Linked DNA regions of Homo sapiens: region 1 is linked to region 2. The links are chromatin loops, found by intact Hi-C in ENCODE. Cell type or tissue: B cell. All regions are shown on one strand. Each heading gives the region's core, and the rest is flanking DNA. Links, peaks and the distances in the headings are about the cores only.

Evidence for each region. Peaks named below come from ENCODE experiments on the same cell type or tissue, not always from the same donor. Only the 100,000 strongest peaks of a DNase experiment are listed, where the experiment ranks them.
Region 1: a loop joins it to region 2, with 4 times the contacts of the local background. A loop is called at or near these places in 1 of 110 quality-filtered maps.

The regions. Positions count from the first base shown.
Region 1 is chr1:110,382,959-110,388,362 of GRCh38, forward strand. SLC16A4 (solute carrier family 16 member 4) reads right to left here. Exons shown (of 9, transcript NM_004696.3): 3 at 1-8. Among named protein-coding and RNA genes, the nearest start is that of SLC16A4, 5.4 kb to the right of the region's middle. In B cell, for the core only: no CTCF peak of the experiment used is centred there; DNase peaks (open chromatin) are centred at 963, 1,713 and 2,293; H3K4me3 peaks cover 2,855 bases; H3K27ac peaks cover 3,836 bases.
Region 2 is chr1:110,871,039-110,876,038 of GRCh38, forward strand. It overlaps CD53 (CD53 molecule), which reads left to right and starts at 2,110. Exons shown (of 8, transcript NM_000560.4): 1 at 2,110-2,210. It also overlaps a transcript of LRIF1 not described here. RefSeq lists enhancers at 1,311-1,360, 1,961-2,070, 3,583-3,632. In B cell, for the core only: no CTCF peak of the experiment used is centred there; DNase peaks (open chromatin) are centred at 203, 1,553, 2,043 and 4,523; H3K4me3 peaks cover 5,000 bases; H3K27ac peaks cover 5,000 bases.

The DNA of each region.
Region 1 (5,404 bases), core at 1-5,000, 490 kb before region 2:
ACATTCACCTAAATCAAAGCAGACCAGAGTCCAACTCAGGTGGTAAGTGAGCCATTACAGAGGCAATTACGGCTACTAGAAGTTATGATTCCCTCAGCTTACTACTATTTACCAGTTTGCCTTATTGGTTGAGCCTCATTATACATCTTATATTTTATGGGGGAAGTCATTCCTTTTAAAGTAGCTAAGCATTTTAAATGGAAACATCTCATTTAATCCTCATTTCATGGCTTTGGAATAGGCATGCCAATGTTGTGTACCAAATAATTTATACCAAATAAACCACCCAGTGGGTTCATCTTGCCTGCTGCCTAGATACAGTTGATTTATCAAGACAGGAATTGCAATAGAGAAAGAGTTATTCCCACAGAGCCCATTGTGCAAGAGACTGGAGTTTATTAGACCAATCAGTTTCCCCGAGCTTTTGGGGATCAGAGTTTTTAAGGATAATTTGGTGGGTGGGAGGCCAGTGAGTTGGGAGTGCTGATTGGTTGGGTCAGAGATGAAATTCTATCAAAGCTGCCCTTTTGCGCTGAGTCACTTCTGGGTGGAAGGGTGGAGGGGGACCCACAACCAGATGAGCCAGTTTATTAATCTGGGTGGTGCCAGCTGATCCATCAAATGCAGGGCCTGCAAATTATCTCAAGCACTGATCTTAGGTTTCACAATAGTGATGTTATCCCCCGAGCAATTTGGGGAGGGTCAGTCTTGTGGCCTCCAGCTGTATGACTCCTAAACCATAATTTCTAATCTTATGGCTAATGTGTTAGTCCTACAAAGGCAATCTAGTCCCCAGGCAGGAAGGAAGTGTTTTTTTTTTTTTTTGGAAAGGGCTGTTAAAAGGAGGTTTTTTTTTTTTTTTTTTTTTTTTTTTGGAAACGGCTGTTAGTTTCTCTTTCAAAGTTAAGCTATCAACTAAGTTTCCCCCAAAGTTAGTTCAGCCTACGCATGGGAATGAACAAGGACAGCTTGGAAGTTAGAAGCAGGATGGATGGAGTTGGTTAGGTCAGATCTCTGTCACTGTAATAATTTTCTCAGTTATAACTGCAACAGCAGTTCCAAGATCAGGAAATTGAAGTTTAGAGAGGTAAAAAGTTGCTTAAAATAGGGGTACTGGAACTGAGATTTGAACCCAGATTAGACTGACTCTAGACCTGGCACTCTTTTACTGCCCTCAGTAGCATCTGTTAAAGACAGCTAATTCCAGTTACCTTTGTGGGAGAAAAGTGTTTGTCCAAAGAGGAATAATTATTCCTGTCAGTTCTTAGATTAGTTTTGATTTAACTCTGCTGCTGAGCTGAGTACCTTCCTTCACTAGATATATAAATAGGTTGACCATAAAATGTATCATCCAAATTGAGACACTCAAGAGTGAAAAGGGGTGCTTAATTTTGGATTAACTGGGATTTGTGGCCATCTTAAGGTTGGGCCAGGGGCCCCATCCTTTTCTTTCTGCCCCACCTAATCTTCCTTACCTGTACTCCACTAGAATTGCTGCTTTGGAGATGAGGTTTTCTTTCTGTGGAGTATTAACTTTTATTTCTCAGAATTCTAGTTAGCCGGGGGGCTGTTAAGTGCTATTCCTTCTTTCCGTTTTTAAGTAACAGTCATGCTTTATCCCACAGGGGTCTAGAGGGGAACCTAGCCAGGGTTTGCATTCACTCGTAAAGCCCAGGTGTACTCTCTGTCTCCAGGGGTTTCGTAGCGTTGGCTTTTCAAGGCCACTTCTGCTTTCAACCTGGCCATGCATTGCTTATGAACCACAAAACCAGCTGGGCATGGAGGCTCCTGCCTATAATCCTAGTACTTTGGGAGGCCGAGGTGGGTGGATCGCTTGAGCCCAGGAGTTCAAGACCAGCCTGGGCAACATGGCGAAACCCCGTCTCTACAAAAAGTACAAAAAATTAGCTGGGCGTAGTGGTATAACACCTGTAGTCCCAGCTACCTGGGAGGGTGAGGTGGGAGGAACACCTGAACCTGGGAGGTCGAGGGTACGGTGAGTTGTGATCACACTACTGCACTCCAGCCTGGGCGACAGTGAGACCTTGTCTCAAAATTAATAATAATAAAAGAACCACAAAGCCTTAGGTTCCCCTTCATTAATTCCACTTTCTCGGCCCGCCTGTTACAGTTCTGTACTCATCTCGCTTGATATCTGCTCCCTGGACAATCATTTACTCTCAAGGTTTTAATTACCACCTGCATACTTATGGTGGTGTAGCTGAACAGGGTTCTGCAATCAGTCTGCCTTAACTTGCATCCAGGCTGTTCTTCCTACTGGGGCGTGACCTTGGGCAAACAACTTCGCACGTCACATGGGTTAAGCTTCCGCTTTTATGATGGGGGAGGCGGCATTGGGGATGAAAATATTACCTAGCTCATAAGACTGTGAAGATTAATTGAGAAAATTCTGATAAAGTACTTAATATTTGGCACTTAACACTCAAACAATTAACTGTGGTTTCCATTCTGCTTTCCCAAGAGCTTCAGACTCCTAATTGTCTACCATATCTTTATAACTTCTGGTCAACTTGTCCAAACATAAACTCACATTTCCCTTATCCTATGCCTACTCTTTTCAGTTTTTTCTATTGGTACCATCCACCCATTCATTTGAGTGACAGATGTGCTTTCTCTTAGACACCTCCCTCCCTCAGCCCCTGCTTTTAAATAATGGTCAAGACCTGCCCCCTTCTTTTCACCCCATCACTACTGGCGATGCTCAGAAATTGCAAAAGTGGTAGTGGTGAGGAAGAAGTCTCTTAATATACTTTTTCCCATTCTGATTTGATAAAAGGAACAAAACTTATTTAGAATGAAGAGTGCTATAAACGCCAGGACTATATATTCAAAAGTTAAAAAGACATTTTATCAGGCCCCCATTGAGGCAATTTATAACCATAATTTTCCTCTAAGGCACTTCTGTCAGGCTAGAAATTAGGTTAGAAAATATACACAGATCTCAAATGACTTAGACTTTCTTCTCTCAGTTCATAATAATGTGATGATTGTGTCCTCTCATGAGCAAGGAATAATACAGTGCATCATTCTGTAAAGTAAACTTCCTTTTGTTCTATGGACGTGGGTTCTGTGCTGGTGTCTAGAGGATGTTGACCTCTATATTCTTAGCTACCTAAATTTAGCTAGCTACTGGTCCCCCAGTTCAGAGCTTTTCATCTCTGGTCTGTCCTTGGTGTCTGCGTGTAGCAGCAGTGAATGGTTAGGACTTGTCTCTAATAACTGAGTCCGTGTCCACTATGTATCAAGAAGACCAAGGGCAGAGCCTTTGCACCTACCATGCTTCCCGTCCCTTAACTTGAAGTCTTCCAACTTTGTTTCAGTTTTGACTCAAAGATATTAAAAATCTCTCCCAAGGTCTAGGTTTTTCCTTAGTTAATTTAGCAGACTACATAAATCTGCATTATTCTACATAATCCCATGTCTTAGACCAAGCTTGGTGGGTTTTAGTTCTGTTACCAGAGTCCACGTCATACATTGTAAATGGCTCACTCCAAAATAAAGCAAAAACCCTAGAACTTCTCCAGTCCCCTCATTTTCTTTTTGTTTTTAAGAGCAGTTAATTGGGTTGAACCTGGCAGGAACACCTTAAGCAGGACTTCCCCCACACCCCACCTCCAATAAGAGCTTCCTCACTAGATCATTTTAATTATTGTCTGGGAAAGGAGTTGGATCAGCCTCAGTGACTTATTTTCAATACAGGCACCAGGCTTTGTCAGAGTTAGTTTTATCTAATAACAACTTCTTATCCTGCGTCCTTTTCTAGTATCACCCTAGCTCCTCCTGACCTTCACAGGCAAACTTCTGTAAAAAATGGTCTATTAGGTATCTCCACTTTCTGTCATTCTGCTACTCCACTGAAAACTAAAGTTCACTAACTTTGGCCCCCACTGCTCCACTGTACTAGCTCTTATCAAGGTTATTAGATTTCTTTGTTGCTAAACCAATAGAGTCTTGTTATTTCTCTCCTATTTGACCTCTCAGTAGCATCTGCTCGTCACATTTCTCTGAAATGCAAATCTATCACATCCCTGCTTAATTTTTCTCATTAGCTTCTCATAGCCTCAAGAGCCATTCTCATCTCTTCAGTTTCATCAACTATCCCCTTCATCCTTATTTGTTTATTCATAAATGTGTGCAGCTATCAATTCATCCATCCATCTATCCATCCACCAACAGTATTTTACTGAGTGCCTACTATGTTCCAGGCTGTATACTGGCACTGGGCTTACGGTAATGAGCATATACTCATGAGCAATGCAGACATAGACCCTGCCCCCATGGAACATTCAGTCTAGTAAGACAGACTGAATACAGAAAACAGTCATACAAATATATAAAGTGTGGTAAGTTGGTTAGAATGAATCTCTCTCTCTTTTTTTAAGTAGGAAGCTCCCAAAGAACATTGTTATTTTTCACTTACTAGGAGCTCATCTGTTATAGAAAAGAACAGTTGTAAGTCATACAGAAACAAAAGCACAGTCATTCAAGTATCCACATTACAACTGTGGGGGATTAGCCCCTGAATTTATTGTTAACATTTTGAGGATCCAGTGCATTTTTTGTGCTTAGTAAGCAGTATCACACCCTAAAAGTGGGACAGTGTTTATTAATCTGGTTATTAGATGGTTTTTCCTATCAGCAACTAAATTGATCAAAAACCATTCTATCCTCAGAGGATAATGTAGAAAAAGTCAGGGTGGTTACTGGGGAGAAAGGCAGGAGAATTAGAGATCCTCACCAACAGTGCCTATTCTGCAAAGCCTATGATTTAGGGGGGTGGCCCAGCCCCAGGAAGGGCTCTCAGACTTAGGGCATCCTTTAGTTTCCCTATTAGTAACATTTCTAGGGGGAAAATGAGATTGTTTAGTACTGAAGCTAATGTTTAGCAAGTACTACTATTATGTGTTAAGAGTTTTGTATTACATAAATCCTGGCTGGGGACCTCTGCCCCTATCTTGTCTAGCACGAGGGAGGAGGCCTGATGTTTTCCCACCATCCTATTTGTAGAATTCTTAGATATCTGCATGTGAACTATAGGATTATTAGAAGGCACCAAGACCTGTGCTACCTTTCCCCGTGAGCTGCTTACTGTAGGGCTGAGTAGGGGGGAAGTGTCGGCAAGAAAAGGGTGTTTTTTTTTGAGTGCATCTCAAAGTTAATAGAACTCTGGAAACACTTAAGAATTGTGCAGCTGGTGCCACTCTCTGGAGAGCTGTGTGGGGCATAGCTGGGGTTCACCAACATTCTGGAATGGGCATGCTGATGATGCAGATCACCACTCTCACACCTCAACCCCTGGGAGGGTGAGGGAAAGAAGTTAATTTAAAAAATGGAATGCCTCGTCTAGTTGCTTATGGGTAAAGGAGAAGAATCAGGCTCCCCC
Region 2 (5,000 bases), core at 1-5,000:
TGATTTGTTTAAGCAACTAAAAGGAATTCCATATCCAGTGTTACCCAGTGTGAGGAGATCTTGGGGGTGGGGCCGGGGAAGAAATAGCCGGCTGAGAGTTTTAAGCTGGGGAGTCATGTGATTAAATTTGCATTTTAGAAGGCTCTCCTCCCTTCTTCCTGAGGACAGACTGAAGAAACATCCAAGGTGGTCTTGAAGGACACTGGGATCCTGTAACACAGGTAAAAGATAAAGACTAATGTAATTTCTATGGGGTTGGAGAGAGGTGGTCTGGTTTGAGAAATATTTAGGCAAAAGCATAACTGACAGGACTTGGTGGCTGATAATAGGTGGTGGTGTGGGAGAGAGAGTAGCTTAAGAGGACACCTGGTTTCTCATGAACGTGGCTGAAAGGCCAGTCAGGCCTTTCCTGGATGGTGGACATGGTGGGAGGAGCAGGCTTGAGTGTGGGGATGCCAAGTTAATCAAACTGAAGTTGGATATTGGATTTGAGGTGCCTGGGAGAGAGTGGAGCTCAAAGGAGAGATCATGGCATCTATATAGATTTGTGAATCTTTGGAACAGACAGATAGTAATTAGAGCCATCAGAATGGGTGAGATAATTAGGAAAATATGAGTTCAGCCAGAAGCCTCTCCTCAGCCCCACCACTTCAGGGACCTGTAAGCATGGCAGCAGCTCTGAGTGAGGGTCAGTGATTCCAGCCGAGGTGCAGAGACTTTTTAATAGCATTCCCTAAAGTGTAGTTACACTGAAAAATTGTTCCCCAAGAGAAACTACACACACACACACACACACACACACACACACACCACACAGTTCCATGCTCAGATAAGTTTGGAGAAATCTATATATTATTTCCCCTGCTTAGAGAATATTAAGGACTGACAAGTTCTGCAGTAAAGACCTTTTTACCTTCATTTAATTCAGTTTTCCCCACAAGACAGCCCTGGCTGGAGATTACTCTGGATCTGAATGTCTCAGGGTGAAGGAAGCGGGAGACAGCTAGCTTTCCCAGAGGCATGCCCGCAAGTCAGCACCGCAGAGTGCATCTATCTGTTCATTTATAAGATGAAAACATTGGGGCCCAGTGATTGCTTCCAAGTTTCATAGTTAGCTAGTGATACATTTGGGTTGTCACATACTCCTTTGACCCAATCTAAGAAAATTCCAGTGATGCAGCATAGTGAAACCAGAAACACATTTTTCAAAATATATTGATCACAGTGTTTCTCAAAAGGCCTTCTCTGTGACCTTGAATTTTAATCCTACCTCTGACATGTCTTAGTTGTATGAGCTTGGGCAAATTTTCTAACCTCTTTGAGCGCCTGTTTTCTTGTATATAAATAAGGATGTAACAGTAACCAGTAGGATTATTATTAGGTGTTACCATTAATAAACTGAGGCTGACAGATTGAGACTTGCTCAAGATCTCACAGCTAAAAGAGATAAAGCTGGAACTGAAACTCAGATCTTTGGCTCCAAATGTGGTGTTTCCTGTACTAACCAAATCATTTCTACCAGTGCCCCTGGGATTATGCCTTGGGGACTCACCTTAAGACAGTCTTGCTCTCGAGACAGAGAAGTCTGCAAATGGTGTCCAATTCAAGTCTAGAGACTGGCTGAAGCCAGACAGAGGGAGTATGAGGAGGGGGCAGAGAATCTTCAGAAAGACATTCCAAAGTCTCGGGCCTAGAAAATGTTTAGAAATATTGGTTCCTGTGTTCCCCTCCAGTCTGTCTACCTGAATGGGAAACTGGTGGTGGGGCCAGGCATACTTCTTTTTGAACAAATACACAGTTAATTCTGAGATGCCACCTTGATTGAGAAGCACTGTCCTTTTCTAAGCAAAAATCATTGCCAAATTACCCTAGAATCCACCACTGCTCACAGATCTGTGCCTGAACCAACTTGGTTTTGAAGTTTTCTTTTGTTTCACAAAACTAGTTTAGGGTGGGCTGTGAGAGGAAGCTTCTAAAAAGCCACTGGGAAAGTACTAAATCTCTGAGACTAAAGAGGGCGGACTCAGCCTCACTTCCTCCTTCTTCTCATCTGGGCTTCCTGTCGTCACAGCATGATCATATTTTTTCACCCTTCACTTCTCCTTTTACACAAATAGCCCCGGATATCTGTGTTACCAGCCTTGTCTCGGCCACCTCAAGGATAATCACTAAATTCTGCCGAAAGGACTGAGGAACGGTGCCTGGAAAAGGTAAGGTTGATGACGTTTTAACTTGGCTTGCTGTCTAATGTGGGGTAGGGCGTATTCTTAGGGGTCTCCATATACCTCTCTAGTAACCATAAAATCTCCGGCAACTTCTCTTTCACAAATATTTAGTGCACAAAGTAAAACAGATTAGCAAGATCCTAGTAACATCCCCAAAGGCAATCAGGCCAGAAATACTTTTACTTAATCAGGTTCCCATTATCTAAATCTCTGAGTCGAGGCATTCACATGCCTTAATTGCTTCAGAGCTTGAATTACTCTGTGTAGTAATTCCTGATGCCTGGAGCTTTCTATGCGAGATGACATTGGGGAGATTTCCTATGTGCTCTGGTCTTCAGAAAATTGGTCTTGTGATTTTAAAGTGAGGAAAGAACCCACAGCCAGAGCTGTCTTTAGAAAGACAGCTAGAAGACACAGTTCTTTTTCATTTGAGAAAATTTCAAAAGTAAATTTAGTGACTCCCACTGTGGTTCTTCAAAGCCACTAAATAGAAAGGTGGCTAAAAATCAAAACACCAGGATGTGCTCAGTAACTGTATTTTAAAAGGTGAAAGCTAGACATCTCTAAAGGATGCATAGATTGTTGGCTTTTAAGGAGCAGGAAGCACATTGGGATCCTCAGCATTTCCCCAAATTATCCTTGGTGTACAAAACATGACCACTGATAAATGTCACATGAAATGCACGTATAAAATGCAATCCCCAAAACTTGATACTGCAGTAATTTCCAATCATGTGCTGTAACTAATGACTGAGGTTGCATGGACTCAGCAAAGTGTTAGCAGAGCTTCGGTCCTGACTCTCTGTGACCACCATCGGAAACTCTATGTAAGAGCTTTCTTCTTCCAAGACCTGTGAGAATTTCACTTGATTATGCCCTGGAGCAGAAAGGAGAAAGTTCTCTTTGATTACACCCACCCATCTAAGTATGAGGATTGGGAACAGGGCAGAGGGCTCTAGATTTCCAAGAGGGGTGGGGACGGGGAGAGGGCTCTGGATTCCCAAAACACCTCAGAGTTTATTGAGCCTTGTATTAAAAAATAAAAAGCAGTCTTTTAAATAAATTCACTTAATAATCAAGTGGTAGGTGCCTCCTGAGGCCAGGCACTGTGCTTTGGGAATTGTGGGGGAGGGAGATGAAAAGGTAGAAGGAGAATATTTGTCTAGCAAACAGTCCTACTCTTAAGGAACTCCCATGGGAGATAAGAGATATCATACTATGCGTGTGCTTTGGAAGAAAGCTGAGAAAAAGCAAACTCCCAGCTGCTGGACAAACAAAGAGGTTTTGCTTTCTCAATCTTGAGGAGAATCTGTACTATTTTGAAATTGTGGTTGAATGGGAGCAAAGACTGAACTGAAACATTATTTCCTGTGATGTTTCCTGTGTGGGCCAGTTAAGAACACTTAATTTTTAAATGAAAGGATTGGGTACCTTTATATTCATGAGGAATGATTCCAAGTTCATGCCTTCACAGCTATGGTTACCACCACCTAAGTGACCTCACCTTTGTTCACTGACAAGAGGCACAAACTGGAAAGGACAAAGTCTGTTGGTCCTTGGTTTTTTGTGCCCTCTGATTGACCTCTGACTGCACAGAGGCCCTCGGACTCTGGTTCTCCTTTCCCACTCCTACCCCATGGCCAGATATGGCACTTGGTGCTGGAGATACAGGATAACAGAAAAGATTATCATCTGAAAGGAGTTGTAGAGTTTATTATGGATGACAGTCACAGCAATATACAAATACAGTGCAATGTGCTCTTTTCTATAATAGATGGAGAACGTGCACAAACTGTAGGAGTTAGGAGTGTGCCAAAAACTGCCTAGAGAGGTGACTGGTGGGTTCACTTTCACAGAAGTATGGGTTTGCTATGGAGACATTCTAGACCAAGGGTGCTGTATATTCAAATTCAAAGAAGTGTGTACCTCCAGGCATGTTAGAAATGAGAGAAAGCAAGTGAGACTGCAGTGTAACACACCATGTTTACAGAGCCACATGAAGTGGAAAGCCCTTTCTCCTACTTGGCACCAGAAAGTGGAGGGCAAGATCGCTCACCAGGCAGGTCCTAGGTCCAGCTCTGGGTGGGGCTATGCCCACCATGTTCACACGACAGAATTGATGGGATGTGGGTTTGAAATGAGGGAGAAGAGGCAGGTTTTTGCCTCCTCAACCTAGATTTTCACTTAGAGCAGAAGGAAGGGTGGAGCTTCTTGTGAGGTTACAGCCATTGTTTTCAGCTTAGCTTCTGTTCCAGGAAGTACTGCATTGATTCAGTTATAGTGGTTTGTTCTGCGTCCCTAGATTAGTCAGCCTAGGGCACTTCTTGTACCAAGCAAGCATCCACTGTGTGTAGATCACCCTGGGCCCTAGAGACTGGGCACCTGTCCTCAGGAAGCTCCTAGGACCCATCTGCCACTGCAGGTGCAGGGCACTGAAGCAAAGTAACCCAGAGAAAACAGACAGCTATGCAGAGCAGGACTCCAGCATGGCTGCTGGGGCAGAGGAGGGAAGGATTGAGCTGGAGGTTGGGTGGTCAGTTTGAGAAGGCTGTCTGGAGGTAGGTTTTGGGAAAGAGAAAGACATGCATTTGCAAAGCCAGTGGATGACCACTCAGAGTAAAGGCCAGGAATCTCTATACTGAGAGTTAGAGGTGAGTGCTCTCTCTTCATTATCCATTTCATAAGCACACAGCAGAATTTCTACCCAAGCAATAGCATCAATATGTCATAGCTCTGACCAAGAATTATTGTAAAAGAAAATATGACACAAGCATA